Linked DNA regions of Homo sapiens: region 2 is linked to region 1. Evidence: read pairs that join two places in POLR2A ChIA-PET (ENCODE). Cell type or tissue: GM12878. All regions are shown on one strand. Links, peaks and the distances in the headings refer to the core of each region. The heading gives the core; the rest is flanking DNA. Region 1 has its middle 23 kb from the start of CHASERR. Region 2 overlaps CHD2 (chromodomain helicase DNA binding protein 2).

Region 1 (16,006 bases), core at 4,091-9,090:
CTGGCAGATCACAAGGTCAGGAGTCTGAGACCCACCTGACCAACATGGCAAAATCCCTTCTGTACTAAAAATACAAAAATTAGCCTGGCGTGGTGGCACGCGCCTGTAATCCCAGCTACTCGGGAGGCTGAGGCAGGAGAATCACTTGAACCCAGGAGGCGGAGGTTACAGTGAGCCGAGATCACCCCATTGCACTCCAGCCTGGGCTACAGAGCGAGACTCCATCTCAAAAAATAATAATAATAATAAATAAATAAAATTAAAATGTGATACTTTGTTCATCAGAGATATATTGACATTATTTTAACCTTTAAAAATATTACATGGAAATATTATTTGTTTTGATTATTGAGTTTTTTGGTGCCTCAGTTGCTTCATCCTAACCCCAGCCCTGCTAGTATCTATAGAATCTGAGAAAGGGGACTGGTAACCAGGAGCTTTGGCTCTGACTTCAGCTCTGCCATTTACAAGCTTAGAGACTTGGACTCCCCGAGCCTCACCTTCACAACTCTCCCAGTCTCACAATATGGATGATTATATCTGCCCCATTCTTTGCAGGGCAGTTAAATATGAGGGTCAAATGAGATAATGTAGGAAAGAACATTTTTAAAAGAACATTTTGCTATATATGCAAAAGGAGATAATAATTAGCAATAGTTTTTCTTCCAGCTCACTCTTTGAGCAGGGATTAGCAAATCTAGCTTGATCTGTGAGCTCCTGAATCAGACAGGATGGTAACGTTCACAAACCAGAAACCCTGGGACAACCAACACACCCAGATCTATGCAGCTCCACGGTACTGACTGACGCTGGAGCAAGTCTATGCTAGCACAGTGGCCCCGACCACTACTTCCACCTCTCTGGGACACAGAAATGGGATATATACCCGAAGAGAGAGAGAGAGAGAGAGAGAGAGAGAGAGATTATATTATAGCTGATATATTTCTTAGATCCTGAACCCTCTAAATCTCATGTTGAATTGCAATCCCCAGTTTTGGAGATGGGGCTTGGTGGGAGGTGATTGAATCATGGGGGTGGATCTCTCATGATTTGGTGCTGTCCTTGCAATGGTGAGTGAGTTCTCAGGAGATCTGGTTGTTTAGAAGTGTGTGGTACCTCTCCCCCAACTCTCCCTCTTCTTCCTGCTCTGACCTTGTGATGGGGCCACTCCCGCTTCACATTCCACCATGAATAAAAGCTCCTTGAGGCCTCCCCAGACGCCAGCCAGATGCTGGTGCCATGATTGTACAGCCTGCAGAACTGTGAGCCAATTAAACTTCTTTTCTTTCTAAATTACCCAGTCTCATGTATTCCTTTATAGCAAGGCAAGTATGGCCTAACACAATATCCTTTACAAGGTTTTTATGACCTGGCCGGGTGCACTGGCTCACAAAGGAGGCCGAGGTGGGCAGATCATTTGAGGCCAGGAGTTCGAGACCAGCAGGGTCAACATGGTGAAACCCTGTCTTTACTAAAAATACAAAAATTAGGCAGGTGTGGTGATGGGTGCCTGTAATCCCAGCTACTCAGAAGGCTGAGGCAGGAAAATCACTTGAACCTGGGAAGTGAAGGCTGCAGTGAGCCGAGATCATGCCACTGCACTCCAGCCTGGGTGACACCGAGAGATTCTGTCTCAAATAAACAAACAAACACACAAACAAAGTTTATATGACCAGTGAGCTCAGCTGATGTATTTTAGGCCTGAATTAACTATTCCCAGATTGTAGGCTTTTGCCCAGGAAAAAAGCATAACTTTAAGTGGGCCAACACCTCCTCCATTTGTTTCTTAACAATTGCATTACTTTTGTGTAATCATTATACTCACACCATATCAAGTTTTAAAGTACAGATCGTGGGCTGGGCACGGTGGCTCATGCCTGTAATCCCAGCACTTTGGGAGGCTGAGGTGGGTGCATCACCTGAGGTTAGGGATTCGAGACCAGCATGGCCAACATGGCGAAACCCCATCTCTATTAAAAATACAAAAATTAGCCAGGTATGGTAGCACATGCCTATAATCCCAGCTACTTAGGAGGCTGAGGCAGGAAAATCACTTGAGACAGAAGTTGCAGTGAGCCGAGATCATGCCAGTGAGCCAAGATCACTCTTGGTGACAGAGTGAGACTCCATCTCTAAAAAAAATAAAATAAAATAAAATAATAAATAATTTTATGTATTAATAAAATTAATACATAAATTTAATAAAATGAAGTATAGATTGTGGACTGGTAATTAAGGGTCCTCCTAAAGCCTTCTTGTAGCATTAATTTACTTGTTTCTTGCACAATTAGGTAATTTATTTGTGACATTTCACTGGTGTTTCATTAAAGCAGTGTTATTCTTTGCGGTGCCTCACACCTGTAATCCCAGCACTTTGGGAGGCCGAGGAGGGCAGATCACAAGGTCAGGAGATCGAGACGATCCTGGCTAACACGGTGAAACCCCATCTCTACTAAAAATACAAAAAAATTAGCTGGGCATGGTGGGGGGCACCTGTAGTCCCAGCTACTCGGGAGGCTGAAGCAGGAAAATGGCATGAACCCGGGAGGCAGAGCTTGCAGTGAGCCAAGACTGAGCCACCGCACTCCAGCCTGGGTGACAGAACAAAATTCCGTCTCAAAAGAAAAAGAAAAAAAAAAAAAACAGTGTTATTCTTGTTACCTATTTTAGGTATTTCTTTTCTTGTTGTTGTAGCAGTTAAGATCAGCGATGGTAAAAAGTTTACTTTTGGAGGCAATCTGGTTTTGCTTCTTTGGTTTATTTAAAATGACCAAAGGTTTTCAAAGTTTATGAACCAGGGTTCCAAAACCTTTTCTAATATTTGGAGAAAGTTTTAAACTGCATATGTGGAGCGTAATATAATTCTTTTCAACTTTCCTGTGTTGATATTTTTTCACCCTAGAATTTTGGGGTTTGTTTTTGCTGCTTTCATAAGCAGGTGCCATATACAATGCAAAATGAAAGGATCACTGAGGCCGGGGACAGTGGCTCATACCTGTAATCCCAGCACTTTGGGAGGCTGAGGCGGGTAGATCACTTGAGGTCAGGAGTCCAAGAACAGCCTGACCAAGATGGTGAAACCCCGTCTGTACTAAAAATACAAAAATTAGCCAGGCATGGCGGTGCGTGCTTGTTAGCCCAGCTACTTGAGAGGAAGATTGCTTGAACCCAGGAGGCTGAGTTTGCAGTGAGGCAAACTCAGCCTCGGTGACAGAGTGAGACTCTGTCTCATCATTGAGGTAACATACTTTGTGATTATGGTCCAAAGTACCTGCATCAGTCAGTGCCTGCTCCACATTGCCTTTATTTTTTTAATTTTAATTTTTATTTTTGGAGACAGGGTCTTGCTGTGTCACCCAGGCTTGAATGCAGTGATGTGATCACAGCTCACTGCACACATTGTCTTTAAAACAAAGACTGCCTGCTCCAACGTGAGGTCAGCTTTTTCCCTACCCTCTGTCTCAAGAGTGAAAGAACACAGTTGTCAAAGACATACACTTTGTATATACCTTTATTCTCACCTTATTTCAGTGTATGTCATTACCAGTTTGCATGTCTGTAGTGGGTATTTGAGGCATTGGCCACTCAAGCATCCATTCACTTGAATTTGCTATAGGGAAAATCCTGCCTCTTTGGAGACTGTTCAGTGACAGTCATATTTCCCCACTTTATGCCAGCACATGAATCAAAGTTAGCCACTCAGTCATCCCTCCCTCTCTCTCCCTTCTTTCAGTTGAATCTTACTATGCTTTTAATGTCTGTAGGATCTGTACTGATGACACATCTTTCATTTATATTTTCTCATCTATTTTATGGATCAGTCTAGCCAGGGCTTTATCAACTTTGTTGATCTTCTCAAGGTTCCAAATTTAACTTTGTTAATTGTCTCTCTTGTTTGTTTTCTATTTCATTGATTACTACTCCATCCTTATTATTTTCTTCCTTCTACATACCTCCTTAGGTTGACATTGTTCTTAAGACAGAAACTTCAGTCATTAATTTTAATTTTAGGCCATTCTTCGTCTTCTTTCCATTTTCTTTTCTTTTTTTTTTTTTTTTTTTTTTTTGAGACGAAGTCTCCCACTGTCGCCTGGGCTGGAGTGCAGTGGCATGGTGGCATGATCTCAGCTCACTGCAGCCTCTGCCTCCCGCATTCAAGTGATTCTCCTGCCTCAGCCTCCCAAGTAGCTGGGATTACAGGCACCTGCCACCATGTCCACCTAATTTTTTGTATCTTTAGTAGAGACAGGGTTTCACTATGTTGGCCAGGCTGGTCTCAAACTCCTGACCTCGTGATCCTTCTGCCTCAGCCTCCCAAAGTGCTGGGATTACAGGTGTGAGCCACCACACCCAGCTAAAATTCAGCCTTTTTTTTTTTTTTTTTTTTTTTGAGATGGAGTCTCACTCTGTCACCCAGGCTAGATGGAGTGCAGTGGCATGATCTCGGCTCACTGCAACTTCTGCCTCCTGGGTTCTAGAGATTCTCATGACTCAGCATCCTAAGTAGCTGGGACTACAGGCAAGCACCACCATGCCCAGCTAATTTTTTAATTTTTAGCAGAGATGGAGTTTTGCCATGTTGGCAAGACTGGTCTCAAACTCCTGACCTCAAGTGATCTGCCCACCTTGGCCTCCCAAAGTACTGGGATTATAGACGTGAGCCACCGTGCCTGGCTTTAGGCCTTTCTTCTTTTTTAATGTAATCACTTAAAGCTATAAATTTCCCTGTGAGTACTACTTTGAATGCATCCTATAATTTTTTTTTTTTTTTTTTTTTTTTTTGTAGAGACAGGGTCTCAATATGTTGCCCAGGCTGGTCTCAAACTCCTGGACTCAAGTGATACTCCCATCTTGGCCACCTAAAGTTCTGCGATTATAAATATGAGCCATCACACCCAGCCCTATATTTTTTATATGCTGTATTTATTATTATTCAGTTTGAAATATTTTTAACCACACTTTTGGTTCCTTCTCTGACCTATGAATTAGTTAGAAATATGTCATTTAATTTCCAAACATTTGCAGTTTTCCAAGATATATTATTGTTACTAATATCTAATTTAATTCCATACGGTCACAGAATGCATTCTATATTATTTCAATAATTTCAGTTATTGACACTGTTTTGTGGCCCGCATATATCTAACTTGGTGAATGTACCCACGTGTACTTGAAAATGACGTATATTATAGAGTTGTTAGATACAGTGTTCTACAAATAAATATTAGGTCAAGGAGGTTGAAAATGATATTCAGGTCATCTACGTCTTTGTTGATTAATTGCTGAGAGAGTGTGTTTAAAAAACTCTCCAACTGCCCGGGAGCAGTGGTTGCCTGTAAAATCAGCACTTTGGGAGGGCAAGACGGTTGGATCATGAGGTCAGGAGATCGAGACCATCCTGGCTAACATGGTGAAACCCTGTCTCTACTAAAAATACAAAAAATTAGCCGGGCGTGATGGGGGGTGCCTGTAGTCCCAGCTACTCGGGAGGCTGAGGCAGAAGAATGGCGTGAACCCGGGAGGCGGAGCTTGCAGTGAGCCAAGATCGTGCCACTGCACTCCAGCCTGGGCGACTGAGCTGGACTCCATCTCAAAAAAAAAAAAAAACCCTCCAACTATAGGCCAGGCGTGGTGGCTCACGTCTGTAATCCCAGCACTTTGGGAGGCTGAAGTGGGTGGATCACCTAAGGTCAGGAGTTCGAGACCAGCCTGGCTAACATGGTGAAACCCCACCTCTACTAAAAACATACAAAAAATTAGCTGGGCATGGTGGTGCACATCTGTAGTCCCAGCTACTCAGGAGGCTGAACCAGGAGAATTGCTTGAACCCTGGAGGCAGAGGTTGCAGTGAGCCAAGATCATACCACTGCACTCCAGCCTGGGTGACAGAGCAAGACTCCATCTCAGAAAACAAAACAACAAGAACAACAACAACAAAAAAAAACAACTCTAATTGTGGAATGATCTACTTTTCTCTGTCAATTTTTGTTTCATGAGTCTTGAGGATGTGTTACTAGGCACATACACATTATTGTTATACCTTCCTGATGAATTGACTCTTTTGTCATTTAAAGTGTTCATCTTTTCCTTGAAATTTTTTGCTGACGTAGTTGTGATATTTGTCCCCTCCAAATCTCATGTGAAAATGTCATTCTCAATGTTGGAGGTGAGGCCTAGTGGGAGATGTTTTGGTCATAGGGGAGGATCCCTCACAAATGGGTATGTGCCCTCCCCACAATAATGAGTGAGTCTTTGCTCTATTAGTTCATCCAAGAGCTGGTTGTTTAAAGAGGTGTGGCATTCCAGCCAGGCCAACATGGTGAAAAACCATCTCTACTAAAAATACCAAAACTAGCTGGGCATGGTGGCACATGCCTGTAATCCCAGCTACTTGGGAGGCTGAGGCAGAAGAATTGCTTGAACCTGGGAGGTAGTAGCTATAGCTACTGCTGAACACACAGATGTTATTTGTGTTTTTTGGCCAGGCACGGTGGCTCATCCCTGTAATCCCAGCACTTTAGGAGGCTGAGGCGAGCAGATCACCTGACGTCAGGAGTTCGAGACCAGCCTGACCAACATGGAGAAACCCTGTCTCTACTAAAAATACAAAATTAGCCAGGCATGGTGGCATGTGGCTGTAATCCCAGCTACTTGGGAGGCTTAGGCAGGAGAACCGCTTGAACCTGGGAGGTGGAGGTTGCAGTGAGCCAAGATCGCACCATTGCACTCCAACCTGGCAACAAGAGCAAAAACCCATCTCAAACAACAACAACAAAAAATTAGCCAGGCATGGTGGCATATGCGTGTAATCCCAGCTACTCGGGAGGCTGAGGCAGAAGAATCGCTTGAACCCAGGAGGCAGTAGCTATAGATACTGCTGAACACACAGATGTTGTGTTTTCATGTAGAGGACATCTGGGGCTGGAATAGGTGTCACCTCTTGGTGGCTGAATTAGACCTTATGTATATAAAGCTCCGATACATTTATCCTGAATGTTTAGTGCCTTTTATATATTTAGCATCTTCTATGTCTCATTCATATTTAGTGTATTAAATATTTAATATTCAGGTAACTGATAAATATTAAGTACCTTTTGGCCTTTCTATTCTTTTCTATATATGTTGAACACATACATACATGCTGCATTTCCTTTTTTTTTTTTTTTTTTTTTTTTGAGACAGATTCTTGCTGTGTTGCCCAGGCTGGAGTGCAGTGGCGCAATCTCGGTTCACTGCAGGCTCCCCCTCTCAGGTTCAAGCAATCTCCTGCCTCAGGCTCCTAAGTAGCTGGGATAATAGGTGTGCACCACCACACCCAGCTAATTTTTGTGTTCTTAGTAGGGATGAAGTTTCACCATGTTGGCCAGGCTGGTCTTGAACTCCTGACCTCAGGTTATCTGCCTACCTTGGCCCCTCAAAGTGCTGGGATTACAGGCGTGAGCCACCGCGCTTGGCCACACCAGCTAAATTCTTAAGTTTTTTGTAGAGATGGAGGAATCTTGCTATGTTGCCTGGCCTGGTCTCGAACTCCCAAACACAAGCAATCCTCCCACCTCAGCCTCCCAAAGTGATGGGATTACAGATGTGAGCCACCATGCCTAGCCAACTGTATATCTTTTACCAAATTTGAGAAGCCGTTGTTTGTTCAAATATTTTTTTCTACCCTCTTTAAAACATTTCCTTCCTCATACCAACCTGGGTGACACAGTAAAACTCTGTCTCAAAAAATGAAAATAAAATAAAAAATTTCCTTCCTTTTGGGACTCCAATTACCTGTATTTAGACTTATTGATACTGTCCTACAGTTTCCTTTTTTATTTTTTGGTCTTTATTATTCAGATTGCATACTCTATTGTTATATCTTCAAGTTACCTGACTCTGTCATCTTCATCCTACTATTAACCCCATTCAGTGAATTTTTCATTTATTTATTTAAATTTTTTTGAGATAGAATCTCACTCTGTCACCCAGGCTGTAGTGTAGAAACATTTTCAATTATAAAATTTCTTCCAGCTCTTTTTCATACGTCTCTGATGAGATTTTCTATGTGTTCATTCATTCCAAATATGGTTTCCTTTACTTAATGGAACATGGTTACATGGGCTGCTATAAGGCTCTTGTCTGAAAATTCCAACATGTGGAGTCACTCAGAATTGTTCTCTATTGATGACTTTTTCGGTGAGAATGGATTGCATTTTCCTGGTTCTTCATATATTGAGTGATTGTTATTGTATCTCGGAATTTATGATGTTATTTTGTGGAGACCCTGGTTTTACCTCCCCAGAGATTACTGTTCATTTTGTTTTAGCTGGCACTTACCTTGGAGATATTCAAACTGCAAATTCCGACTTGCCCACAGTGGGCAGTAGTTCAAGTCTCACTTCTGTTCTTTTAGCCATAAATGCAAGTTGCTTTGAATCTGTTTCACTTGAGTATGGTTCAAGAGTCAGCCTAAGACTTGGGCTAAGTGTACATAGATTTTGGAGCTCCCTTTTTCTAACTCCTTCCGGTCTGAGATTCCCCCTTCATTTTCTGATGGCCATGGTGGCCCTGGGATTTGTCCCCTGGTTCCTTGGCCCAAAAAGTTGGTAGGCTTTCCACTGAAGTTACAACTACCCTATTCCACAAAATGACAGTCTTTCTTCTGGCCAAAATCACACACAAAAAGGGAAACCCACCTTGAATCAGTTCCTTTAAGTTTCAACTCCTCTCCAAAATCTGACTAATTTGTTAACTCTCCAGAAACACTGGTTGGTTTCTTTTGCATTTTGCCCATCATCTATAGTGATCTTGGTGGGGGGACAGTCTGTTAGGCTCTTACTCTGCTATAGTGGAAGTGGAATTCTCTTTCTGTTGAATTTTTTTCATTGACAAAAAATTCTGTATATTTATGGGCGGGGTGCAGTGGCTCATGCCTGCAATCCCAGCAGTTTAGGAGGCCGAGGCCGGCGGATCACAAGGTCATGAGTTCGAGACCAGCCTGGCCAATATGGTGAAACCCTGTCTCTACTAAGAAAATTAGTGGGGGTGTGGTGGCGTGCCTGTAGTCCCAGCTACTCGGGAGGCTGAGGCAGAAGAATCACTTGAACCTGGGAGGTGGAGGTTGCAGTGAGCCGAGCTCATGCCATTGCACTCCAGCCTGGGTGACGGAGCCAGACTCTGTTTCAAAAAAACAAAAAAATTCTATATATTTATGGTGTACATGATGTTTTGTTATAGGTATACACTGTGAGATTGCTAAACCAAGCTAATTACCATATTCATCACTTCACATATTTATATTTATGTGGTGAGAACATTTAAAATTTACTCTTTTAGCAACTTTCAAGTATACAATACGTTGATATTAATTATAGTCACCCTGTTGTACAATAAATCTTCGAGAATTAGTCCCTCTGTCTAACTGAAATTTTCTATCCTTCGACCAACATCTCTTTAATCCCCTACCTCACCCCAGTTGAATGCTGAGCAGATATCTAAATGATTGAAAAGAGCTGTAATTAATTCATCCCAGAAACAATGTTCTGAGGAAATGGAGCTCCAGACTCCCAGCACCTCCACATTCTTGTCTTTTTAGAGTCTGGACCTTCAGGCTTCCCTTGGATCAGGTGCATTCCTACATATTCTTTCTTTCCTTCTTTCTTTATTTTTTTCTGTTTTCCTTTTTTTTTTTTGAGACAGAGTCTCGCTCTGTCGCCCAGGCTGGAGTGCAGTGGTGCAATCTCCGCACACTGAAAGCTCCACCTCCCGGGTTCACGCCATTCCCCTGCCTCAGCCTCCCGAATAGCTGGGACTACAGGCGCCCGCCACCACGCCCGGGTAATTTTTTGTATTTTTAGTAGAGACGGGGTTTCATCCTGTTAGCCAGGATGGTCTTGGTCTCCTGACCTTGTGATCCGCCCGCCTCGGCCTCCCAAAGTGCTGAGATTACGTGAGCCACCGCGCCCGGCCTTTTTATTTTTCTTTCTTTTTTGAGATGGAGTTTCCATCTTGTCACCCAGGCTGGTGTGCGATGGTGCGATCTCGGCTCACGGCAACCTCCGCCTCCCGGGTTCAAGCGATTCTCCTGCCTCAGCCTCCGGAGTAGCTGTGATTACAAGCATGCACCACCACGTCCTGCTAATTTTGCATTTTTAGTAGAGATGGGGTTTCTCCATGTTGGTCAGGCTGGTTTTTTGTTTTTTGTTTTTTTTGTTTGGCAGAGTCTCGCTCTGTCGCCCAGGCTGGAGTGCAGTGGCGCTATCTCAGCTCACTGCAAGCTCAGCCTCCTGGGTTCATGCCATTCTCCTGCCTCAGCCTCCCGAGTAGCTGGGACTACAGGCACCCGCCACCATGCCTGGCTAATTTTTTTGTATTTTTTTAGTAGAGACAGGGTTTCACCGTGTTAGCGAGGATGGTCTTGATCTCCTGACCTCGTGATCCACCCACCTCGGCCTCCTAAAGTGCTGGGATTACAGGCGTGAGCCACCATGCCTGGCGATATTCTTTCAATAAATCCCTTTTTTGGTTTCCAACCATAGCAGGTTTCTGTTGCTTACAACCAGTGATATACTATCACACTTATCCGCCCAACTAGACTCTGAGCACTTTGAGGGCAGGTACTCTATCCTTTTGCTTTGGTGTTCTTTGACCCCTCAGCCTGGCTGCTTTCCTTTCCAGGCCACAAAGGCAGCCCCAACTGTGCAGAAGCACTGAGAATACAACACAAGTAGGTGACAAGAACCTTGCCCTAGAGAATCTGCCATCTAGATAAGGTAGCAAGATTGGCATTTACTAAATGACTGTGGCTAGTACAAAGCAGAATGTGATTCAGTATCGAAATTGGAGGCTCACTAATAAGGTCACTGTGGGGTCCAGAAGTAGAAAGATCAGGATGGGTTCCCTAGGACATTCTCTAGTGGAGTTTCTTAGAGAAGCTGTGAGGACCTGGGTGAGAAGAGGCAGATGATCTGCAGGGAGTAGCGGGGCTGCAATCAGTCTCCCTATACCATACTTTCAAAAAGTCAACTTTTTAAAGTTAATGTGTTGGCCGGGCGCGGTGACTCATGCCTGTAATCCCAGCACTTTGGGAGGCCGAGGCGGGTGGATCACCTGAGGTCCGGAGTTTGAGACCAGCCTGGCCAACATGGTGAAACCCCATCTCTACTAAAAATACAAAAACTAGCCAGGTGTGGTGGCACGTGCCTGTAACCCCAGCTACTCAGGAGGCTGAGGCAGGAGAATCACTTGAACCAGCGTGGGAGAGGTTGCAGTGAGCCGACATTCTGCCATTGCACTCCAGTCTGGGCAACAAGAGCAAAACTCCGTCTCAAAAAAAAAAAAAAATTATTGTCCCATCTCTCCCACTAAGTGCTTCATCTGCTATCTTAACCAATAACGTGACTCACAGATTTGTTAGACTCTTTTTCGTTTTCTTTTTTTGGAGACGGGGTCTTGTTCTGGTGCACAGGCTGGAGTGCAGTGGCACGATCTCGGCTCACTGCAACCTTTGCCTCTGGGGGAGCGGGGACTATAGGCGCGTGCCACCACGCCCGGCTATTTTTTTTGTATTTCAGTAGAGATGAGGTTTCACCATGTTGCCCAGGCTGGTCTCCAATTCCTGAGCTCAGGCAATCTGCCTGCCTCGGCCTTCCGAAGTGCTGGCATTACAGGCGTGAGCCACCACCCCTGACCATTTTTTTCCTTTTCATTTTACTCACCAATAAAAGAAGAAAGCCCAAGACATAGAGAAGGAAGAAAATAGGTACCCTGCCATGACCCTCAAGTTAGCTAATAAACTCCTATTAAAACAAAAACTAACAAACTACATAATACATAAAAGACAACTAGCTTTGCTTTTGACAGACAAACTATGTTTCGTACTGAGCTCAGTACACAGCATTTAAAAATTAACAGAACTATAAAAGTAGGGAAATCAGTACCTAACCTGTAGCCTGAGGCTGCAGGTCTTGAAGGTCAGAAAACATTATATGTGATTTAATCACATTTAAGGCTGAAGCTGATGGCACCGGCCAGCTATGTTAGACAGTGTTTGAAACTATGAAAAAGAAGGGCAGAATTCTAGGAGCTAGTATTTTCCTGTGTCCTTGGTAGGCAGGACTGCAGGGAAGTTGCTCAGTAAGAAAACAAGAAAGAGGCCTGCAGTTTGGAAGGAAAAACTGCAATGTTAGGTAGGAATTACAGCTAAGTTTTACTGCTATATAGAAATTTAGCAGGGCTGTAATTTTAACCCCCTCTTCACCAAGAGCCTCCAGTGTAGTCTGTTTATGCACATAAATAATAAGGAGAAAAGGAATTGCTTTAGCACAGTTAACTTTATACCTAACTATTAATATTATATAAAATAAAGCATAGGAAAGAAAGTTCCTTTAAGTAGCACTTTAACTCTTCTTTCTTCTCAACCTCCCTGTTCAGTTTGTTCAAATCTTTAGTTGTAAATGTTACAGGTACTGACCATGGGAACCGTTCTTGCAAACTGGTTCCATGGCTGAATAAAAATACTGTGGCTGGGCCGGGCGCGGTGGCTCACACCTGTAATCCCAGCACTTTGGGAGGCCGAGGTGGGCGGATCACGAGGTCAGCAGATCGAGACCATCCTGGCTAACACAGTGAAACCCCGTCTCTACTAAAAATACAAAAACAAAATTAGCTGGGCATGGTGGTGGGCGCCTGTAGTCCCAGCTACTCGGGAGGCTGAGGCAGGAGAATTGTGTGAACCCGGGAGGCGGAGCTTGCAGTGAGCCGAGATCGCGCCACTGCACTCCAGCCTGGGCGACAGAGCGAGACTCTGTCTCAAAACAAAACAAAACAAAACAAAAAATACTGTGGCTGGCCAGGCACGGTGGCTCATGCCTGTAATCCCATTACTTTCGGAGGCCGAGGTGGGCAGATCACGAGGTCAGGAGATCAAGAGCATCCTGGCCAACATGGTGAAACCATGTCTCTACTAAAAATACAAAAATTAGCTGGGTGTGGTGGTGCATGCCAATAGTCCCAGCTACTCAAAAGGCTGAGGCAGGAGAATTGCTTGAACCCAGGAGGTGGAGGTTGCAGTGAGCAGAGATTGCGCCACTGTACTCCAGCCTGGCGGCAGAGTGAGACTCTGTCTCAAAAACAAAACAACAATAACAACAAACAACAAAAACAAAAAACCATGGCCTCCAAAAAGGAAGCAGAAGAGAGGTCTGGAGATGAGAAAGTCCTGTTGGGTCTTGGTTTCCAAGAGCAGGGGTAGGTTTTTAAAAACCAGAGGAGGAAGAATAGAAGTGTTGGTGTGTGGCTGAGCAGCCCCTCTTTCCCTTGATGAAGAATCAAGAGGACTAATGTCCTAAGCCTGGGAGAGTGAAGAAAAAAAAAAAGGAACGACGTGGGTTAATGGATGTGCTAACTAACTTGATCATGGTAATCATTTCACAATGTGTATGTCTATCAAATCATCATGTTGTACACTTTAGATTATATATTTGTCAGTTATATCTCAATAAAGCTGAAAACAACAACAACAACAAAAACAGCCCAAGGCTGGGTGCGGTGGCTCATGCCTGTAATCCCAGCATTTTGGGAGGTTAAGGCAGGCATATTGCTTGAGCCCAGGAGTTCAAGACCAGCCTTGACAACATAGGGAGACCACATTTCCTCAAAAAATAAGGAAAGTAGCCAGGCGTGGTGGCCTGTGTCTGTAGTTCCGGCTACTCAGGAGGCTGAGGTGGGAGGATCTTGAGCCCAGGAGTTCGAGGCTGCAGTGAGCCATGATTGTGCTACTGCACTTCGGCCTGGGCAACAGAGCTAAGGATGGAGGTAGATCTCTTAGGTTCTGGAAGGAGACCACACTTTCATGACTAGGAAGAACCTAGGGTCATTCCAAAGCCTTAAATTTGGGGGAATTTAGCTCTCCTGTGTAACTGGACAATTGGACATTTGCAGTGCTATTTTGTGAGCATGAGTGCATTCTATGAACCAGGCATATACAAATGGTGACTGGCCTTCCTGATCATTCTTCAAGTGGCAACTGGACTCTCTAGGGAGATAATTTTCCCAGGATCAACACAGAGGGTCAAATCAAGCAAACCAAATAGAGCATTTCCCCCCAAGGTGACGTAGACATATGAGGAAGGTCCATCTGTGACACTAGAAGACATATGTGCCACAACTGCTTTGTATGAAACCGTATCTGCTTTTTTCACTAATTGTGGTAAAATACACACAACATAAAATTTACCATCTTCACCATTTTTAAGTGTACACTTCAGTGGCATGAAGTACATTCACACTGTTGTGCCACTGCGTATCCGCTTGGTTTTTTGTTTTTGTTTTTGTTTTTGTTTTTGTTTTGAGACAGAGTCTTGCTCTGCTGTCCAGGTGGAGTGCAGCGGTGTGATCATTATGGGAGGGAGAGGGAAAGAGAGCAAAGAACAGAGGTGGAATGGTGGAACCCAGGTGATGTTTCTGCAGTTTAGCTTTGAGAGAGATGAAGCCGAGTTAAGACAAGAGGGTTGATTCAAAACAAAATCAGGGTGGAAGTGATTCCTCTCTGCGGAAGAGGGGCTTTTTATAAGACAACCGGAAGGCAAGTTGTCGGTGTCTTGCTGGTACTGCTTCAACGGAGCACATGGAGATTGTTCCTGTGGAGCACATAGACCAGAGAAGAGGGCTGCGGGAGCTCCACGGGAGGCAGGGGCTCCGTTGGCTGAGCTGCCCGGGGAGCTTGAAATGCAATTATTATGCAAAGAAAATATTTGTTGTAAATGGAAATTTTTTGTAAAAAATTCACTAAAAGCAGTATGTAGTTTATCTAATTAGGTAATAAAAAATTTCTAAAGGTATACACCCGCTTTGAAAAGCTCTACAAATATTTTTCCTCGTCCCCTTTCTGTAAGATTGTCAGTAATGTTATTCTATTTTAAGATCATAAATATCCAAACTGAAGTGACTTCCTGTTTCTGGTATCAAACTAGCTTTCAAACTAGTCACCAAAATTCCTTCCTTGTATTTTAAAAGATAGCAGGATAGGAAATTTCCAAAGTAGCTTTGAATGATTCAACTTACCTTTGGTGCCCAGGCTTGGTGGCTCAAGCTAGAAATCCCAGTGATTTGGGAGGCCGAGGCAGGCAGATCACTTGAGCCCAGGAATTTGAGACCAGCCTGGGCAACATGGCGAAACCTCATGTCGATAAAAAAATAATAATAATAGGTCGGGCACGGTGGCTCACGCCTGTAATCCCAGCACTTTGGGAGGCCGAGGCGGGTGGATCATGAGGTCAGGAGATAGAGACCAACCTGGCTAACACAGTGAAACCCCGCCTCTACTAAAAATACAAAAAAAATTAGCCAGGTGTGGTGGCTGCCGCCTGTAGTCCCAGCTACTCGGGAGGCTGAGGCAGGAGAATGGCGTGAACCCAGGAGGCAGAGCTTGCAGTGAGCCGAGATTGCGCCACTGCACTCCAGCCTGGGGGACAGAGCGAAACTCCATCTCAAAAAAAACAAATAATAATAATAATAATAAAGCTTTTTTTGTTTTGTATTTTTTTTGAGATGGAGTCTTGCTCTGTCACCCAGGCTGGAGTGCAGTAGTGTGATCTTGGCTCATTGCAATCTCCACCTCCCGGATCCATGCCATTCTCCTGCCTCAGCCTCCCGAGTAGCTGGGACTACAGGCGCCCGCCACCACGCCCGGCTAATTTTTTGTATTTTTAGTAGAGACGGGGCTTCACCGTGTTAGCCAGGATGGTCTCGATCTCCTGACCTCATGATCCGCCCGCCTCGGCCTCCCAAAGTGCTGGGTTTACAAGCATGAGCCACCGCGTCTAGCCGTTTTTTTTTTTTTTAAAGGAAAAGAACAAATTACCTTTGGTTAAAGCATTTTTATACCTATGATTTACTATTTATGATTGACCATTGGCTGTTTCAAAAGCAAAAAAAAAAAAAAAATCCACACAACAGGACTTCATTTAAAAAAAAAAAAAAAGTAGAGATAGGTCTCACTGTGTTGCCCACGCTGGATTCAAAC
Region 2 (16,006 bases), core at 3,640-8,639, 120 kb before region 1:
TGAACAAATCTGTGTCTATTACCTCCAACAAAATGGGTAAAAAAACTTGTTCTACCTATTTCAATGTTGTTACAAAAATCAAATTAGATAGTGTCTGTGATGGAGCTTTGTGAACTGTCAAGTTGGTATATGTTTCTTATTTATAGTTATATAATCCTTTACTAAGTATTTATATCAAGTGCTGTGAACTGTTATGGACAAACAGAGGTGTGACTTTCTGAAAGTTGAAGGCAGTGGCAATTAACAGCCAAACTGTGAGGACTACTCAAAGGCAAAATGCAAACTTCTGGAAATTTCAGACCCTGTTTATCAGCTTCACAAAGAGCCAATTTGCAAAGACCAAATCCGATGTCTCACAGGTGTGCTCAGGAGCTCTGCAGATTTCTCCACTTTCCTTTGTTAAGTTTCCTACAGTATCAACTCTGCTCCTGAAGCCTCTGTGTCAGGGGAACAATGCAAGGCCTCTTCTTTGAATAATCAACACTTCTGTAGCATTCACAACATAAGAAATAATTTCATATCTTTCATCTCACTTGATCACCTTTTTAGTGGAACTCCGAATTCGAGGCAGCATATAAATTTCTTCTAGCTCCTTCTGCCGCTCTTCCTCCTCTACTTTTTTCCTTTGTTCCTCTGGAATGATCTCATCCCAGTCCTTGTGAGGACGCTCTTCTAGCTCTTCTTCATCTTCCATTGTTGCAAAGTTGGCAACCTTAAAACAGACAACCCATTGTCTGACATTTCCCTATTTCTAAACACCATCTACTAAAACAATTTATCCAGTGTTTTTATCTAAGTAGACACTGTGAATAATAGGACTTTTGTGATATTACATAATCAGATAATCAATTTTCTATTAATTTTTCCTTTATACCCCCAAAAATCAACTTGTCAAGTCCTCAAGTTCATCACATCATAAATTTTACTGAAAAGCAGAGAAACAGCTACAAAGATACAAATTGTTTTTATAAGTTTTATTGAATGAGCTGTTATAAATCATATACATGTTCTAATAAATATAATACTAATGATAAAATTTAGATTTATTTAGATTTTAAAATGCTTAATACCTAATACTCCATGATGAACTTACATTTCTATAAGTTGTATAGAGTTCATTTGAAACAATGCATAACTCAAAGCACTCATTATCATCTAGCCAACTGGTTGCTTTATTCATTTTTATCAAAAATATGAAAGTTAAAGATGTGTGGTGATTTCATATGCTCACAAGTGCACTTTAGTCTTAGGAAATAAAATGAAAACATAAAACAGAAAAAATTTAAATAAATCTAGAAGAATATTCTCTTCATTTCTTATCAAATATTATTTAATATCCGATATGTATTTGTACTAAAACAGTAGGTATCCCAGAAAGAAAGCCATCTAAGTGTATCCATTTCAAAGAACCAGAGGAGGAGTACACAGAAACATCTACCACCTCTGGACAGCATCTGAGCAGTGGCAGGCAGCCCCCAGCCTGGCTCCGCATTCTTCTTATTCCCTCCCTCCTAGCCTTTGAGACAGTCATAAGGTATAAATGAGCTTCTGGAGGCTCCATTCCTTGGAGCCAACAGTGAAGTCAAGTTAAGACTCTTACTTTATGACTTTTGGCTAAAATTAACTAAAATTAAGATTGATGTAAATATGCACATACGTTAGTGGTTCATGCAGTAAGGAATTTAACTTTTCCAAAAGGGACATCGTGGTTAAAGGCCAGACTCTGGCCCTTAACTTAAGATAGTGCTTGAAACACAGTAAGAGTTACACAAGTGCAGGTTTTTATTGCTGAAGAAAGGAGCAGCAGTCACAGAGGTGGAACTGAGCTGAAACAGTGCAATGGACTGAATGTTTATGTTCTTCCCAAAAGTCATAGGATGAAATCCTAACTCCCAATGTAAGGTGTTAGGAGGTCATGAGGGTAGAGCCCTCATAATAGGATTACTGCCCTTATAAAAGGGACCCCCAGAGAGCTCTCTAGCTTCTCTCTCTCTACCATGGGAAGATAAGAAAAGTCAGCAGTCTGCAACCTGAGAGCCTCCACCAGAACCTGACCATGTTGGCACCCTGATCTCAAACTTCAAATCTTCAGAACTGTGAGAAATACATTTCTATTGTTTATAAACCACCCAGTCTACGGTATTTTACTGCAGGAGCCCAAACCGACTATGACGAACACTAATAAATCACCTTCCCCCTTCTCTACCCCATCCTCTGCATCCTAACCCATTAATCTAGGGCTCTCTGGCCCACTCAATTCCATCCTTGTTCTTCCATTGAAACAACTTCTACCAGTGGCCAGCTTTGGAGCTAATCACACAATATTGCTTCCTTCCAAACACTTCACACAATTTCCCCTAATTCAATTCAATCCTAATGGGCATACTACACTTAGCCATCATTGTAATCATCAGGTCTCTCTTGCTTCTCTACCTCCATGGAATCAACCCATGGTCAATCCTTCCTTCCAAGCTGTCACATGAATCTTGAAAACCTTTGCTATTTTGACTTTCCTGTGCCTCCCAAGCCAATCTCCCACCTTGGGATAGCCAACTGATCCAATTTCTCTGACCTCAAAAGTATTGCTGGAGAAAGTCATATGACCCTGCTGACTGGCTCCACGGCAAAGCTGTATCATCTCAATTCAGCTGACTCCCTATCAGGTTCCTCCCAACAACTTTCTGCCTCATCCATGGCTGTCCCAAATCTTTTCCACTTCTCAAGCAAACACCTCACTTACTTTACTAGTCATTAAGAGCATAAATTAAACTCCCACAGCATCTCTTTCCTCCTCTTCCCTAAAGTGTACTTGTCCTTTTTCTTTCCAAGGCCAAGTCTTCCATCTGTGCTTTTGACTGTATCCCTTCCAGTCTCCTCTGGGGCAATGTGCCATCAAATCATTTCCTTCCTGAGAACCTTCAATATCTCCCTATACTCAAGTTCTTTCCTCAAACTAGAAACATGGTAACATCTTTCAAAAACCTTGTCTTGCTTCAACCTTCTAGCCATATAATTTAGCATCCCTGTACTCTTTCACTAAGCTTTTTAATAACATTGATACTCTGTGCTGCCACCTCCTATTCGTCTGGTGCCCAACTTTTGTGTTTAGTCCTCATTTCATGTAATTTTCTGTTATATGAGACACCACTGACACCTCTTTCTCTCACTTACCAAACAAAAAACAAACTAAAATCTCACCAAGTCATCAGAACCTTCTAATTGTCATCTACTCTTTTCCTATCTTTGACCTCTCTTTGGCATCTGATCTATTGACGTGTCCCACAGTGCTCCACACGTCCTGGTTCTACACTCTGTCCTGGCTCTCTACCTAGCCCTCTCTTCAGTGATTTCTTTTCCGCCACACACTGACTCTACATAGGATAGCCCACTTCAGTGATTACCTTCGTGCGGACTGTAGAACCTACATTCACAACATACTCACAATTCAGAGAACAATATTGAGGATATGACTCAATTCAGGTAAAGAGAAAAGCAGAGCGCCTAGCACAAAGAAAGCGTTCATAAACATTAGTCATCATTAATGAATCAATGCTGAGAACTCTCTCCCACAAAGATCTTCATACCTTAAACTGTGATAGAAGTTCATCTGTTGCACTTGTTGACACTTCATTCTCTCTCGTTTCAGCCAACCGCAAAATTTCATCTATATCCATTTCCTAAAAGAACAAAAGCCAACACGAATAGAATAAAATGGCAACAGATGAGTTGCCTAGTTGCCCAGAAATTATTCGTATTTACTAAAAATGTTTGGTGCAAATAAACCAATTCTCCTTTCTGATATTTCATTTACTTTCAGTTTCAACTCTACATCTTTTACATCTAATGTCTCAAACTATAATTTATACAAATGACAAGGTGAAACTTCAAAAATTAAAACGAACAGAAATGGGAGAAAAAAACAACCCAAAAAAGTATACTCGAATGCTTTATTAATTCCTTCCTACTCAATTTGGTAAGAGCTATGAGATTCCTACGAAAGAAAAACACACTGTCCTTCAAGTAATTACTTTTTCTTTACAAAAGCCTCTAACAGAATCTTCTTACAGAAAAGTTAGACTCTCACAGATCATACTTCTCAAAAAAATTTCCCTCTCCTCATTGTTAATTACCTGAGGTTCTGATTCCTCCCCTTCCAGTTCTTTGAAGAGATCCTCTGCTCCAAATTTCAAAATAGCTGTCAGCTCTTCTTTATTAAAAGGATTTGAGCTGTGGAAGTAAAATGTAGTTGTTAGAAACATCAAATAACCTCTAAAGTGTTCTACTTCAGAATAACTATCCTTCAGAAAGAGGTCAAGTTAACTGCTGAAAATATAAACTCTGCCTCAAGAAAAATGATTTCTCAAACATCGCATTTTCTATCTACAGGATGAGTCTGTGATGGTAACCCTAAACCAGCAGAATAGAAAATTAGTTACAGTCCTACTGGTTCACCTATTGCATGGGTAAGCCAGAAAGGTGACTAGCAATGTTATAGAATGGAGCTCTTTCCTTTGGCCTTTTACTCAGAAAGTTATAATTCACCAAGAATTTTCAACCTTCTCAACCCCGGTCCAAAATAAAAGAGCTAGGCTTTTCTCATCTAGCTTCCTCTTAAACAGAAAACTATCTGAAAACATTTTATTTAGGAAGGGCTAATTTGAATACACCTTTAACATAGCTGCAGCGGGCACAATGGCTCACACCTATAATCCCAGCACTTTGAGGGGCTGAGGTGGGCCTATCACTTGAGGTCAGGAGTTTGAGACCAGTCTGGCCAACATGGAAAAACCCTGTCTCTACTAAAAAAAAAAAAAAAAAAGAAAAAAAAAATTAGCTAGGTGTGGTGGTGCACACCTGTAGTCCCAGCTACTCGGGAGGCTGAGGCACAAGAATCACTTCAACCTAGGAGACAGAGGTTGCAATGAGCCAAGATCGTGCCAGCGCACTCCAACCTGGGCGACCGAGCGAGACTCCATCTCAAAAACAAACAAACAAACAAACAAAAAACATAGCTGAAACACCACCACAGAAGACACTCAACAATCTGCTCAAAATGTAAACTTATTTTTATTATTATTTTGATATCATTATTATCTTGATAATATTGATATTATTATTTTGATATTATTATTATTATTATCGGTCGCCCAGGCTGGACTGCAGTGGCACAATCTCGGCTCACTGTAAGCTCCACTTCCCGGGTTCACGCCATTCTCCTGCCTCAGCCTCCCAAGTAGCTGAGACTACAGGCGCCTGCCACCATGCCTGGCTAATTAAACTTTATAGGAGATGTAGCTGTGCCTCTTCCCAAAGCCAATTAAAACTTCATTACTTTCTTTTTACACCCTTCTGGAAGCACAACAATCTCCACACAAACATTTTTGCCAATAGTAAAAAAAAAAAACAGCTGCCAATCCAATCTGGATTCTCACTGCAGAAAAGTCAAAGGTGACATTATGCTAGGCTGACACCCAACACACAACTCCACTGCTGTTGCTGTGTCATATGTCACATGAGCAGCCAAAAGCAAAGGTAAGGGAGAGGGCAAGAAAGAGAGGAAAACACATAAGAAGGGGGGTGATGGGCAAAAAAAGGAACCAAGAAACTCAAAGTGAAAATGCTATCCTATTTGTGGTTCTGGCCTGGCATCTTCCAGGTAATGAACAGACTAATGTCTGTGGTAGAAAATCCTATTATATCCAACAGTGATGTAGAATCAATTTGATTCTGCCTACCTCCCAATCTTCCTGGCACTTACTTGGACCTTCCTGAGTTGTTTTCCAGGATCGTCCGGCCAGTGGTGTCCATGCGCTGAATCACCAGATGATCTAATACCATCTTCTTTTTGGCCCGTTCTATGATCTCCTCCTCCACAGTCCCCTTTGTAACTAAGCGGTAAATATTTACCTGTAGGAAAAGGAACTGTTATGCTTATGCCTGAACCACCCCCCAACCCCCCCAAAAAAAGAGAGAAGGATTAGCTCTGTCAAAACCCAAGAGGGGAAAATTTTAACAGAATTTATTCTCTAACCATAGAAGACTGTAAGCCATCCAAGCAGGCAGCTTAAGTAGATGCAATACTTTTACTATGTGCAGCAGGTTACAGTCTTAAATAAAATTGCCTCTAAAGATCTGTCGTTATGGCCTGTTCCATCAATAAAAATCGTGCTTCAGTGATGGAAAGTTCCACAAAAACAGAATCTTTGGCCAAGAATGAAACTTACGGGTTATCCAATATAGAACAGACTTTAAGATTCATAAACAAAAAAGTGTGTGGTTTTCCAAAGTACCTTTAAAGCTAACACTGTCATGTATAATAAAAACAAACCATCTTGAACAATAGGATATTTAACTTTTCCATACTAAAATAGAGAAAATGTTCAGTTCTAAGTCTATTCATCATATATCTCTCTCAAGATAAACACATAGAAGGTCGCTGATGTTGTACTTTTCAAACAGAGAAAAAGAAAAGTTCCTTAATAGGTTCATCTTGGGCCCAAAGACAACATCTCTGTGCTAGTTAACAAACAGAAATCAATGCTTCAGGGGAAATAAAAGCAAAACAGGGAAAAAGCATTTTATTAACATCCTGAAAGGGCTGAACAAGCCCCCTGGCCCCCAACCCTAAAGCAATTTCCAGAAGCCTCTCCATACTGACCTGCTTCTTTTGACCAATTCTATGCGCTCGGGCTTGTGCCTGCAAGTCATTCTGGGGGTTCCAGTCAGAGTCAAAGATGACGACTGTGTCCGCTGAAGCCAAATTGATTCCCAGGCCACCAGCCCTTGTCGAGAGCAGGAAACAGAAGTCCTGTACACAATGCAATATACTACTTTATGCAGTGGCCTTCTCAGAAACAGTTTCACAGTCCAATAAGCCCTTACACCTGGAAACCCCTGCAGGTGTGAAGAAAAGTGAGATATGATGGACAAACTTTATGGAGGCTAAAAGAATGTCAGGGACTTGATGGTAGAATGAATTTTCATTTGATTAAGAGGCAAAGTCAGTGCCATGAACAGGAGTAGAGTAGACTCTAATAAGGCAATGGGAGTGAGAGAATTAGTGCTACCTCCCGGCTACAACTAATATACAAGAAGTTAACAGCAACAATAATAAAAACAGACAAACAATTATCATGGAGATCATTAACTCCAGGAAGTCACCTGTATAATTATTTTTAGGGAAAAGGTAGATTATGCCATGTAAGTCAGTTAGTATAAACAGAGATACTTTATTATATAAATATTTATGTTTGTTAGGCTGGCGAGAAATATAGAAACACTGCACTAAAGAGATCATATATGGTAAGTGTTGAGAACCACAGGATCCTCAATTACCACAAAACATGCCAAAATTATAAAAAAATCAAAACAGGTTTGGCTGGAGAGCGATGTGTGGAACCACCCAGGCACTGACACTGCAGTATCCACAGCAATGACAGTAGACACTGGGCAAGCACAGCACACCTGCCTGCGTCTGAGTGCTCAGAAAAATATGGGGGCAGGAGAAAAAGAATAAAATATATAAGCCGGGGGGAAAAGGTGAAATATTTCTATTTTCAGGGAATTTAATCATATATGTCAAAAGCTGATGCCTTTGTAGCAGAGAGAAGCAGCATTGAAAAACTGGTAGTCCTGAGTTCCATCTTGATAAATGGGTATATTTAGCATACACATAGAGATGCAATGAAAAGGTCTCCATGTTCTAATAGTCACATTCAACAACATTATGCCATAGAAATAAAAATGGAGACAGCTGCTTCACAAGAATTTTAATTAAACAATTCCAATAAAGAAGTGATCAACAGGAGTGTCCAGGCACATAATCTGTGATTCTTAAGAGAAATATTAAGCACCACCACACTCCAAAGAGAAGTCTAAAGATAAACAGTGGACAATTTAAGATGAGATATCTAAAACAAATGAAATCTGGAGTCAAAAAGATCCTATCAACCAACAATCTGCTATATCACTCTTTAGCAAGGATAACGTGGATTATAATATGTCGTCTGCATCTATGATCAAGTTGAAAAAGGTTAAAAAATTATAAAACTCAATGCCACTAACGGTAAGGTAGTTAAATAAATAAATGGTACAAGCATAAGAAAAATTTAGAAATTTAAAAAAAAAATTTTTTTTTTTTTTTGAGACAGGGTCTCATTCTGTCACCCAGGCTGGAGTGCAGTGGGGCAATCCTGGCTCACTGCAGCCTCAAACTCCTGGTCTCAAGGGATCCTCCTGCCTGTCTCCTGAACAGCTGGAACTACAAGCACACAATACTATGCACGGCTCATTTTTTAATTTTTTGTAGAGATAGGGTCTTGCTATGGGCCTAGAAATTAAATTTTGTAAAATCTTTAATAACATGGGGAAACTTTTTTTTTTTTTTTTGGTAGAGACAGGTCTCACTATGTTGACCAGGCTGGTCTCAAACTCCTGGTCTCAAGTGATCCTCCCCCATCTTGGCCTCCCAAAGTGCTAAGATTACAGGTGTGAGCCACTATGCGCGCCTAGCCTCAAAGTATAATTTTGAAGGGAACAAAACTGTATGCAACATGATCCGAATTAGGTAAACATATAAATGGTTCCATCTAGTAGGAATGGAAATACACCCCAAAGACGTGAACAGCAAGTTGTGTCTAGAATGAGGGGTACAATTGTTTTTTTCTTTGTATTCTTTACCATCTTCCCAATATTCTAAGTAAGCATATAATATTTTGTCCCACAATAAATATTTAGTTTTTTAAAGGAATTTTTAAAATACTGCAGAAATGGTAGAGAACTTGTGTTCTATATAGCCATCATAGTGAGTGGGAATCAACTGAGAGCTATGCAAAAAGCAATTTTTTTTTTCCCCTGAGACAGGGCAATATGAAACATTCGACTCATACTATTTTTTAAACTAAGAGTGGAGAACACAAAACCAATTTCAACCAACACTACATGATAAAAATAGCAGATATTTAGAGCGCTTACTATGCACTGGGCAATGTGATCAGTGCTTTATGTTGATTACCAAATTTAATCCTCAGAGCAATATTATGAAGTGGGGTATCAGAATCATTGTGATTTTACAGCTGAGGAAACAAGGAGCAAGGAAAGGAGGAATGGGAATTAGTTGATGACCGATGTCTTTAATTATTCCATTCCTCTTATCCTTAATGAACGAGAGCCTTGGCTCTGAATAGATTAATGCCCCAAGCCCCTCAAGAAGTAAATGTTTAGACTACAGAAGTAGCCAGAATACTAGTCTAACTAGGATTTCTACACTCTAAAGGCAGACAGCAGAGCATTCTGTAGTAACAGGCACAGGCATCAAGAGTTTTTAAAGCTCTTCAGAAAGCTAAGTCTGTTCTATCTGTTTAAAAAAAAAAAAAAGTAGTGGCTCAGGCTCCAGAAATTAGCATTCTCTGTGAAACACTTCTACTTCAGGTTGTCTCCACTGCTTCCTTTAGCTCTACACATTATTACAGTTTTATTCACACCAAAACTTTTCTCTCCCACTTCTCTCAAATCCCATGGCATCTGATGATTTGATATGCACAAACTACAATGTTGTCATACCTTCTATTTCATCCTAAGTAGCTCTTCTATATGTGCCCCCCAAACAAAATACTTCATAATGCCAAATCCAAGCTCGACACTGATTGTAAAATGTTGCTGTTAGCGAGAGCAAGAACATTAAGCCACACTGTATCAGAAGTCCAACAAATTTGAGACATGGCAAATATATTTTTCAGGACTTAGTCACCAAAAGAGTACAGAGATCAGAACCTTCTTATATTAATTCTATTGCCCAACTCTCCCCTACTCCTGCCTTACTGCTCTTCCACGCCCAAGGATTTGGTATCTGGAAGCTACCAGGAGAACCACTCTGTTGTCAACCCAGAACAGGGGAGATAAATAAGCACATATTTATTTTTCTGGAGTGACAACAAAACACCATCTTTTATATGAGAGATTTCTCATTTTCTTCTCAAGGCAAAAGAATTGCACTATAAATTGTTTCTGAAACAGAATACATTAAGCGAGAGAGACTTTCCCCTTGATGCAGAGCCCAAGTTGCTCAAATAACAAAGCCATGCATAGTATACCTCAGACCCATCTGCATTGAAGTGGTCCAGTGCCTGTTTTCGGATTTCTCCCTTGATGGAACCATCCAGACGCTGTAAAAATAAACCACAAGAAAACTGTAAGATAGGAAGATCAGCTACACTCAGAATAGAACAGCAGACTTGGAACCTTTATCACCTGAACACCCACTGAGTAAAAATAACTGCAAAGCACTGGCAAAGCGCTATGAAGAAGCTGTGCTTAAGAAGCACACCCTACCCTACTCGACCTGAGCTCTCCAGTTACAGACTCAAGGTTACAAGCTTCTGATTCAAAGGGCTGTCCAGGTTTAGCCAAGGATCAGAATGGCTGCCAGGACCTAAAAGGAGAAAGACGAAAACCCAACCTGTGCTTGGAGGCTGGGTTTACTTCTGTTTCTGTAGGTACTGCAGAGATTAGGAAATAGGACCACGGGTCACCCAATAATAAGCTCCTGCAGAAAAATGATGCTTCTTAGCTAATGTGGCTAAAACTATCACTTAAAGTGTCACACAAACCAAAAATTTATTTATATAATAATTTTGTTTGAAAAACATTTTGCTGAATCATTGAAAATGTTAAAATTGATCATATATCCCAGCTTTGCCAAAAATTACACTCTGAAATCATAGTAAAGTGTTCAAGCAGCTAAACTACATGAGAATTCAAGAAAGCCCCTGGCATTTATTAGCATACACAATTCCTTTATTAGAACATATGTCAGTTCTACATGCAATACAATGTCACCATAGAGAAACCATTGACACATAAAATACTAAAGAATTATCACCTGCATGCTGTACATTTTATAAAGCATTTCTTACTCTTTAAAATCATTTTTGCATTTCATCCCCTCACAATCACCACTTGAGATGAACAAAATACTTCATTTTACAGAAGGCAAAACTAACCTGAAAGGTGACTTGGCTGGCAGCAGACTCTGTGGAAGGGCCTACATACCCAGAACTCTGCCCACCAGACCTAACTCAAGTCAACTGACAGGTGAGGAGTCCCTTACTTCTTTCTCACTGACTACTCTACTCAGAGCCTTAAACCGAAGACGTATTCAATGGGAGATTCAGAGCCTTTACTTGAAATCAGAAAACCTAATGCCGCCTTTTAATATTCCCATTAGTAGAGGGCATTAATTATCTAAAAGTCACTGACCAAGCTTATCTATTCCCTAGAGAGAAAAACGATGCATTCTTGATTTACTTGGTATCACGGGATTTCCTAGGAATGAAAGCTCATAGGGATTCGATTCACTGACAGAGAAGTGACTTTTTGCAATAGGCTGTTTCTTGATAACAAGCACAGCCTTAAGCTATATTCTAAGACAGCAACTGAAAGACCATATAAGATATTATGGATATAACAATGCCTTTCAGGGTATTTTGAAAGATAATCAATCTGATAGTCTCAAAGGTGGGCCTTCTTAGGAGATAATCATTGGTCCAAGTTTCTTCAATCCCAACATAATTATGTGAGTTGGTAGAAGAGTTCATCCATTCAAAGTTTTAAAAAAAATGTAATAAATCTTAAAAATCAAAGCACTATAAACATGCCAAGAGACAAGGTAAATTGCGTATATGTCTATGTGTCTATAAATAGATCAGAGAATAAGTTTCTACTAGATTATATACACCTAGAAAAATGTTACTATGCGGAAGAAATTTTCCCCATAGGAGATAACTGTGTGAAGACAGTAACTCCAGTTAAGGAACTCCACAGAAAATAGGGGAAGCCATCATCACTTACTTCAGGGAGTAGCAAGGTTTTAAGTAGCAGTGTTCTGCTATGTTCCCAGCCTCACAGCCAGGGTCAACTTTTGGGGGGAATGTCTGATACTGCCCTCTCCTTCTAGGATTTGGGCTCCTGGAATTGAGCTCACACTTACTTCCTCTCTACTTTCACCATACACATGCAATAAGATGCCATCTGACATCCTTTTTTTATCTTGCCCCGTTTGACTTTCTCTAATCCTCCCCACCCACCTTCAAAAAAAGAATCGTCTCCTCATGACCACTTTCATATGGTAGCCTAAAGGCATGCAAGTAAAAATTAAGACCCTCCTGGAATCTTTTTTTTTTTTTTTTTTTTTTGAGACGGAGTCTCGCTCTGTCGCCCAGGCTGGAGTGCAGTGGCGGGATCTCGGCTCACTGCAAGCTCCGCCTCCCGGGTTCACGCCATTCTCCTGCCTCAGCCTCCCAAGTAGCTGGGACTACAGGCGCCCGCCACTACGCCCGGCTAATTTTTTGTATTTTTAGTAGAGACGGGGTTTCACCGTTTTAGCCGGGATGGTCTTGATCTCCTGACCTCGTGATCCGCCCGCCTCGGCCTCCCAAAGTGCTGGGATTACAGGCGTGAGCCACCGCGCCCGGCCCCCTGGAATCTTAACCTTAACTTCTTTGAAACAAGAAAACTCTTACTTCCTACTTTAACAAGCAAAGCATACAACCCAGTGTAGGAAGGTTGGGGAGGGGAGGCGGAGAGAGAGATTGATTCCCCCCACAGCAATTACTGAAATCACCTTACCTGGAAAGGATAGTGTTTAATAGTTAGGTATTCAGCCAGGATATCCAACATTCTCACCATCTGAGAGAAGATAAGCACTCGATTCCCCCTTTCTCGAAGTCTTGTCAACAGTTTGTCTAATAAAATCAACTTCCCACTGCTCCTTATGAGGGACTGAAGATTTAAAAGACATTCCAATAATTATGTTGAAACACAAATTTTAATCTTCCCTAATCTCTACAAATCCATATTTTAAAAATCATCTTAAAGCTTTCTGAAGCCCTTAGCAACCTGCTTGACCAGCAATTCCCGAAATGTTCTTTTTCCCAGTATCTGTTGATACTATACTTTACTTTCCAAATCATTCTTAGTTACCTTTTCTCTCCCATTTTTAAAGCTTCCTTTGATGATCCTTGATAGGTCACCAACAAGGAAATAGAGCATTCTGATGAAAAGCACCTAGAGAAACTAAGCGTTTTTTTTGAGAAAGTAATTATGAGGAACTACCTACCAGAAGAATCTCCTGTCCATTTTCCCTTTCATTTTCTTCAGGGGGTTTAATCAGATAGCAGTGGTTGCAACATTTTTTCAGTTCCATCACAATATTAAGAAAACCAGATGTGCTGCCTCTTGTTCCTTTGGCAAGAGCCTTGTAATTCCTGGTCAGAATCCACCTGCAAATTAAAATGATAATGATACTACTAGATACAAAAAAACAGAAAGTTGTAGGTACCAGAAGAGTATAAGAGATAGTAGTAGTATTGTGGAGAAAAAAAGAGGCCTAAAAAAGTTTAAGAAGCAAAGAATATTTTCTTTTGTATCTCCTGCCATCTAATCATACATCTTTCACATCTCCAGTCAGAATTAGGAATGTTAAAGATTCTGCTGGATATTTCAACCTCACTGAACACAGGAATACTAGAAGAAAACAACTCTCTCTACATATACACAACACACACATATGCTTTACATATATACACACACACACATACATACATACATTTTACATATTTACACACATGTACTTTATACATATTTAAGTGTGTGTGTGTACACAAAGGCTGAGAATCCTAAATGTGAAAATCTAAAATGTTCCAAAATGGCACTCAAAACTTTCTGAGTGCCAGTATGACGCTCAAAGGAAATTCTCATTAGAGCATTTTACAGTTCTGATTTCCAGATTTGGAATGCTTAACTAGTAAGTATAAAGCAAATATCCCAAAATCTGAAATACTTCTGGTCCCCAAGCATTTTTGATAAGAGACTCAACCTGTGTGTGCATGTGTGAATGGAAAATGACTGTCACTGAAACACTCTTCACTGAAATATAAAAATTGGAAATAAGCTAACATTATGAGGTTAAATAAATGTAAATATACCATAAAATAGAGGCTACATACCCATTTTAACATTGTAAAAGAGTATTTTATCTGACAAAATAACTTATCAGTATGTTTTCTACCCAAATTTGGAGGAGAAATACAGATATATTCATGTATACCCATGTATATTCCTTAACCACAAACTCCAAAATAGTAAAAGTACATTTTTTCCTGAGTGGCGCAATTTCTTCATGCTTCTCTTAGAAATCACACTTTAGGAATCTATCTCAAGGTCTTCACTCCAGAACTATTTATAAAAGTAGGTAAAACAATCTAAGTGCCTACCACAAGGAAACTGGTTGAATAAACCATACTATATAACCTCAATGGAACACTATGCATCATAAAGGCCTATCTCTATAAGCTACTATGGGGTGCTCTTCAGCCATGTATCATTAAGGAAAAAAGGAAGGCAGAGAAAAGTGTATACGGTATGCTACCACTTACCTAAGAGAAAGGAGGATATTCAAAGTTAAAATGCATTTGCTTTTATTTAATAATTAAAAGTTAAAGGAAGGATAAGCATTAAAATGTTAAAAAATAATAATAATTATGGGCCAGGTGCGGTGGCTCACACCTGTTAATCCCAGCACTTTGGGAGGCCGAAGGGGGCAGATCACCTGAGGTTGGGAGTTCGAGACCAGCCTGACCAACATGATGAAACTCCATCTCTACTAAAACTACAAAATTAGCTGGGCGTACTGGTGCATGCCTGTAATCCCAGCTAGTCGGGAGGCTGAGGCAGGAGAATCACTTGAACCTGGGAGGCGGAGGTTGAGGTGAGCTGAGATCACACAATCACACTCCAGCCTGGGCAACAAGAGCGAAACTCCATCTCAAAAAATAATAATAATAATTACCTATGGGGAAAGATGGACTAGAATGGAGGGAAGAGGGACTGAAGCTACATTTCTTTGAACATACCAGGCTTTGTAGCTTTGCCTTTGGAAATCTACAAATACTATAATTTAAAAACAAAATTAAAGCAATCCCTAAAAATCAAAACTAAAATGAAATAAATAAATCTATGTAACCATTAGTTGCCTAAAGACACAGAAGAAAAACTATCTTGAGTACTTTAAAACTCTTTTCCACTTCTTGTGGTATATAACCTTAAAAAGCAAAAAAAAAAGTAAAAACAAAACCTGTAAAAAGAAAATCCTGTTGCAGTAAGCTGAGATCGTGCCACTACACTCCAGCCTGGGTAACAGAGTGAGACTCCGTCTCAAAAAAAAAAAAAAAAAGAAAATCTTAACCTGTTTTTACTATTCTTATTGTTGGTGGTAGTATTAGCTTTGTTGTATGTATAGAATGAATTAGCTTGGTGTGGTTGGGAAGTGAGATTTTTAGTATGGCATAAGATCAGTAAGATCAAATAAAATCTCTGTGGTACTGTTCATCATGTATTTTTACCATTAAAAACAAATTTCCCAATTCTGTCCATGTTTGTTGCAGTTGCAAAGAGCACCCCTAGGGCCCAGTATGTGGTCTCCAAATACCATTTCCTCATCTTTGCCATAGTCCATAAACCATCAGAAAGAGGCCAGTCTTCTGAGGATCCTTCAGACTCAACAGCCTCGGACTCGAGGGTACTGCAGAACACGACAGCCTATGAAGTCACACCCAGAAGTGAGGTTTGGTGGGGATGGGTGCTGCTCTACAGTGGGAAGAGCAGAAGGGCCTATGCCTGAGGACAGGGATTGCGGGGAACGCTGGTGGCCCTGAAGTAACTCTGCTCACTTTCTTTGGCTCTCTAGTGCTTTCCCCAATCCTGCATGTTGTGCAGCCTGAAGGCAACAGAATATTAGCCAGGACTCTTAAATTGCAAGTGATAAAAACTCAACTAAATCAACTTAAGTAAACTGGAAGTATCTAGAGTTGCCAGAAAAATCATATGATCAATCAACACCCAAAATAGCACTGACCAACTGACACATTCATGTTGTTACTAAGGTAACACTATTTCCCCTTTTACATTTTACAGTATTAAACTATTTTCAGAGGAAAAACAGAAACAAACA

What was found. ChIA-PET counts read pairs that join two places held together with the same protein. Peaks named below come from ENCODE experiments on the same cell type or tissue, not always from the same donor. Only the 100,000 strongest peaks of a DNase experiment are listed, where the experiment ranks them.
Region 2: POLR2A ChIA-PET joins it to region 1 with 5 read pairs; 2 of 35 experiments call an interaction of 5 or more read pairs at or near these places.

Annotation. Positions count from the first base shown.
Region 1 is chr15:92,852,033-92,868,038 of GRCh38, reverse strand. No RefSeq gene overlaps it. Among named protein-coding and RNA genes, the nearest start is that of CHASERR, 23 kb to the left of the region's middle. In GM12878, for the core only: no CTCF peak of the experiment used is centred there; no DNase peak of the experiment used is centred there.
Region 2 is chr15:92,969,036-92,985,041 of GRCh38, reverse strand. CHD2 (chromodomain helicase DNA binding protein 2) reads right to left here. Exons shown (of 39, transcript NM_001271.4): 18 at 13,115-13,277; 19 at 12,625-12,777; 20 at 10,092-10,163; 21 at 6,659-6,808; 22 at 5,759-5,907; 23 at 4,131-4,227; 24 at 3,585-3,677; 25 at 542-712. Among named protein-coding and RNA genes, the nearest start is that of MIR3175, 73 kb to the right of the region's middle. RefSeq lists an enhancer at 3,096-4,295. In GM12878, for the core only: no CTCF peak of the experiment used is centred there; a DNase peak (open chromatin) is centred at 5,592.